Regions from separate parts of the Homo sapiens genome. Here region 2 is linked to region 1. The links are chromatin contacts, found by Hi-C or POLR2A ChIA-PET in ENCODE. All regions are on one chromosome and are shown on one strand. The core of a region is the stretch at or near the end of the contact, and the rest is flanking DNA. Distances in the headings are between cores, read along the strand shown.

Evidence for each region. Hi-C counts contacts between places; a loop is a spot of excess contacts on that map. ChIA-PET counts read pairs that join two places held with the same protein, here RNA polymerase II (POLR2A). Pooled maps may share reads with other maps.
Region 2: a map with no recorded cell type shows a loop between it and region 1 (4-fold over the local background). The contact joins two enhancer-like sites. A Hi-C loop is called at or near these places in 1 of 37 single-sample maps with no recorded cell type and 3 of 50 pooled maps. POLR2A ChIA-PET finds 5 or more read pairs at or near these places in 2 of 52 experiments (PC-9 and naive thymus-derived CD4-positive, alpha-beta T cell).

What each region holds. Positions count from the first base shown.
Region 1 is chr9:75,266,529-75,269,114 of GRCh38, forward strand. No RefSeq gene overlaps it. Among named protein-coding and RNA genes, the nearest start is that of OSTF1, 180 kb to the left of the region's middle. Within about 2 kb of position 1,308, at least 3 of the 41 ENCODE cell types and tissues checked have a DNase peak (open chromatin) inside an H3K27ac peak, as active enhancers do.
Region 2 is chr9:75,431,232-75,433,817 of GRCh38, forward strand. No RefSeq gene overlaps it. Among named protein-coding and RNA genes, the nearest start is that of OSTF1, 340 kb to the left of the region's middle. Within about 2 kb of position 1,305, at least 3 of the 41 ENCODE cell types and tissues checked have a DNase peak (open chromatin) inside an H3K27ac peak, as active enhancers do.

The DNA.
Region 1 (2,586 bases), core at 58-2,557:
ATATTCCTAACCCAACATTATTTGTGTTCTCCATCTTTTTTTTTCCAATTCCAGATGGGAATCAAAGAAACCTGTTTCTTTTATAAAAATTATTATTATTTTTTAGATGGAGCTTTGCTCTTGTTGCTCAGGCTCAGTGCAATGGTGTGGTCTCTGCTCACAGCAACCTCTGCCTCCCGGGTTCAAATGATTCTCCTGCCTCAGCCTCGCAAGTAGCTGGGATTACAGGTGCCTGCCACCACGCCCAGCTACTTTTTGTATTTTTAGTAGAGACAGGGTTTCACCACGTTGGCCAGGCTGGTCTCAAACTCCTGACCTCAGGTGATTCACCTGCCACAACCTCCCAAAGTGCTAGGATTACAGGTGTGAACCACTGCGCCCAGCCTAAATTTCTTCTTAATACTCCTGTTCTTCAGTGATGCACAATTTCTAAAATGTCCCATTCTCTTTTTTAGCTTCCACAGTGGTGTAACAAGGCAATGGGAATTCACTCCACAAATCCCAGTACCACAAGAAGTTATCTGTAAGGTCTCCAGGGATGAGATAATCTACATATTTCCTCATGTCTGTTATAATGGCATTCTAGCCCAACATAATCATGTCCATCTCTTGGAATGCATTGTGTAGACTTTAACTTATATGGTTCTGCTCTACTAATGAAGTCAGTCTCTTTAAAAAATGTTCAGAGAAACTAATAAAGGATTATAAGCAACAAAAGGATACGGCCTAAGCCAAGTCAAGCCATTCTTGCTATCAATTCTGGAACAAATATATTAATGATATTCCTGTGTCTCTAATTTTATATAACAAACAGACAATCATTCTTCCATCATTTCTATTTCCTTTTTTTTTTTTTTTTTTTTTTGAGATGAAGTCTTGTTCTGTTGCCCAGGCTGGAGTGCAGTGGCATGATCTCGGCTCACTGCCACCTCCACTTCCTGAGTTCAAGTGATTCTTCTGCCTCAGCCTCCCGAGTAGCTGGGACTAGTGCCGCCATGCCTGGCTAATTTTTTATTTTTATTTTTTTGTATTTTTAGTAGAGATAGGGTTTCACCATGTTAGCCAGGATGGTCTCGATCTCCTGACCTCGTGATCCACCTGCCTTGGCCTCCCAAAGTGCTGGGATTACAGGTGTGAGCCACCGCACGTGGCCTCTTCCATCATTTCTTTGACCATGCCTAGGGACCATCAGTAACCCTAATGAAAAATGATCTTTGTTCTTTTCTGCTTTTGCTTAGTGCTGGTTTTTGGCTCTTCTAATCAAATGAGTCATTCCTGGAATGTTCAGTTTGTTTTATGGTTGTGGCACTCCAGGAAAGCAGGGCAGTTCACCTGCCCCATTCCACAGCTGACTGTAGCTGAGAAAGCTCCCAACATCTGTGTCTATAATAAAAAGCCTGCAAAAGGAAAATAAATCATGTTTCCACCTCCATTTTTTCCTGCACATTAAAGGCTGATCACTGAAAGTCATGATCTTGGCTCTGAATTGGGTTGCAGCATTTGATCTGATGGCACACAAAGCGAGATCAATATCTGCCACCATAAAAAGTCAATGAAACATAAATTAGGAAGAGAAAATTTTCTAACTCTGGCCCCAAGCAGTGACTAGTTGGGTGCAAGCCATACATTTGGGCAATGAAAAAAGAAAGCAGCTTTACTTAACAGCAGGGTAGACTATACTAGGATTATATTTTGTGCTATTCCTACTTCTCTTTATTGATCTGCATATAATGAATTGAAGCATGATGATTCTCTCTCCAAAGTTACTCAAGAGTTTACTAAAATGTTATCAGAAAGTTTCTAACTGTGGCTATAAAAGTATGTGAAACCAATCCAGGCACTGGTGACTGCTGACTATAAGCATTTTGATAATATAAGATGATATTGGTCAGCCCAAGACAAGGTCTTATCTGACATCTGTAAGAATGTTTTAAAGTTGTAATTCAGTTGGCTGTTGAGAAACAAATGTGTCTCCTCTCTGTCCTTGATTTTGGACATCATGCCTTTTCCTGATGTGGCCCAAGCTTTTTAAATTTCCAAAAATGAACATATACTTTTCTTTTTGATAATAAAATTAATGCAGATTTTTTTGAGGAAAATAATTCAAGAAACCCAGAAGAGTAAAAGAGGAAAATAAGCCTTACTTATTCCACCATCACCCAGCAATTGTTACTGATTATATGTTAGCATGTCTATTTCCAGTCCTTTACTTTTTTTCTTGTGTTGTCACACGCACACATTTCAAAAGTGGGAAAGTAGTACAGACGGCCTTGACTTATGATGGTTCAACTTATGATTTTTCAACTTTACCATGGTGTGAAAGTGATATACATATAGTAGAAATCATACCTTGAGTTTTGATCTTTTCCTGGGCAAGTGATATGCCCTGCAATACACTCTCATGATGCCGGGCAGTGGCAGTGAACTGCAGCTCCCAGTCAGCCACAGACACACCATCATGAGGGTAACCGACCGATACTCTGTAGTGTACTGTGTTGCCAGGTGATTTTGCTCAACTATAGGCCAATGCAAGTGTTCTTTCTGAGTGCATTTAAGGAAGGGTAGGCTAAGCAACAATGTTCAGAA
Region 2 (2,586 bases), core at 55-2,554, 160 kb after region 1:
ATTTACACAAAACACTCAATTTCCACAAAATTCAGAAAGCAAGTAGTAATAATGCACATTGGAGAGAGTAACTATTTGCAGGGTCACACAATATTTGCAAATATCATTCTAAGTGATTGCTTGTTTATGTGTGTGGAGGTGTTCTAGCTCTTAGTCTAACTAATTCAGAGCAGAATGTTCCACTTTTGATTGAACTTGGATTTTCAAATTTTCTACTTTAGCAAAATAAGTGACAAAGATTCATCTTGCTCATTCAAAGGAGATTAAATCATCTTTGGCATGCTTATGTTGGCTCTTCTCTGAAGAAGGAGGGAGTGAGTTTCCTTCCCACTTCCCAACACAAATCATCAGGGTATACCCCAAGGAGGTGGCTGGCAAAAATGTAAAATCAGACTGCTTGTGTTTTGAAGCTCATGGATCCTCTAGAGGCAGTTAGGTAGCACTCCTAGATGGTGGAGGGGTAGCCCTCTTGAGCACCAAAAGTGTGTAGTAAGGTTCATTTTGTTTCAGGGATTAATGAGGAAAGCTTCCAGATATTAGGGAAAAAAGAAGTCGTGGATCCCAGGGAAGGAACAGTCAGTGGCTCTGTGTCCACCATGGGCTGAAACTCGACCTGCTATGATGGGGCTGGGAAGTGGGTGTTATCTTTGAAGGGATGGCTGCCCAGGAAAAAGCTGAGCATTCAGGGCTATGATTCTGGGAACCAAAGAATTGTGGATCAAAGGTACTCTTGAGGGAATAAGATCACTTTTCCATGGAGATCTGGAGTGGACTCTGTAGGGACTTGGATGGGCCGCAAGCCTGGGTGATGATGGAGGACCACCACCATGTGGCAGGGAGAGCAGGGGTAGCTGTGGGCAGATCAGACACCAGGGTCTGTCTTTTCCAGATGTGGATGTCAGAATCAGCCCAACTCTCTTTTTTTTTTTTTTGGAGCTCTAAACTCCTAGGCCTTTTAAATGTTTTCAAAACGGTAACAAGGGGGAGGGTACCAGCCATTCTACTAATTTGGCAAGGGGGACTCAAGACAGATTTATTTAGGGAAAATGAAAGACATGTGATGTTAATTTTTTCTTGAAAGTAGGGAGCAGACCCATTTACATGGGTCTGCATTAGCATTTGCTTGATTTTTCCTTTTGCCCAATAGTTCAAGTTATTATTTTTTGATCTGTTTCTTTTTATTTTCCATAAGAAATACAACAAATTATAGAATGGCTGATTATCTGGCAGACAGATTGGATTGGGGAAGCAGGACATGTTCTTATTGCCAGTTATGGCTTGTCTTTCACCATTCCTGGTCATGGGTTGTGACCTGTGCCCTCAGCTTTTGCTGGGAAATTGCTCTTGTCAACCACATGAGTAGCTGTGTCTTGCTGCTCTCCCTCGCATGTCTCAGTGCCAGTATGTTCAGAGGAAATTCTTTTGTTCTTCATACAGAAACCATATTGTATTGTTAACATACCTTTTTCTATTAGGTTGCAAATTGCCCTGTCTTATTGGGCATACTTGTGTTGCTATCACTAAATATATTGAGTCTCCTAGGAAAGAAATATCTGAAAGACAAATAAGTGGGGTTATTTTGTGAATAATTTATTAGGCTACAAATAACATTGGCTGGCAATGGGAGAAAGAATGCCTTCTCACAAATAAAATATCAATTGCAAGTGTGGCAAGGCAGGGATAGTCTTTGCTGCTGAGGGGCATAATGAATGATTCTATTTTGCAGTTGTTTCTAAAATGTAAGCATTTTCAAATCAGTGTTGCAGTGTTTGGTCTCAGGAGAGCAGTGAGAATTTCTAAAGATGGTCTCATTTTCCAAGTACAAATTGTTCAGAAAGGAACATTGTGTTCTGCATGTTGGCCAGACTAGTTTTGTCATTTGAGAAGAGCATAGACTTGTTGACTTAAAAAGGTCAGTGATGCTACTCTCACTTGTTATATGACCTTGGTCAAGTCACAGAACTTCTCTGTTTCTTTCTGTTTTATTTTGTTTTACTCTGTTTAATTTGGACTTTGGGTAGCCCAAGGTCCTTTTCAGAACTCTACAAAATCTGTTCCATTGACAGAGACAGAAAACATTCTTTTAGGACTTTTGCACTTATCACTTACTTAGGCTTCTGAATCATAAAAGTTTGGATCCTCTCATCTTCCTCCCCTTTCCAAATGCTTGGGGCTAATTGTAAGGAGCAGTAGACTTACAGGTTCATATTCTGAGCTTCTAAGAACCTGTTGGCAAAGTGAGGAGACAATGTTTGTCCTCCTTAACTCTAGGAGGTGAGACTGAGTAGCTCTGGGGTGGACATCCAGGGAGCACTCTGTGAAGCCAGGGCAGGGGCTTCAGGATGCATGACAGCCCCACAAGGACTTGAGAGGGCCATTTTACCTTCTGAACCTCAAGGAGGACATGGGACAGTGATGCTTGAACAAAACAAGATATTAAAATTTCAACACTCTTAGAAGAGAGAAATACAAAATAACCAATTGCCTTTATCGTTTTGTCTTTTTAAGCATCTGATTTTCTTCCTCCTTCCCATGTCATAGCTGGGGGAGATGAAAGGAGTCTGGGGGAAGGAAGTCTTTAGTATT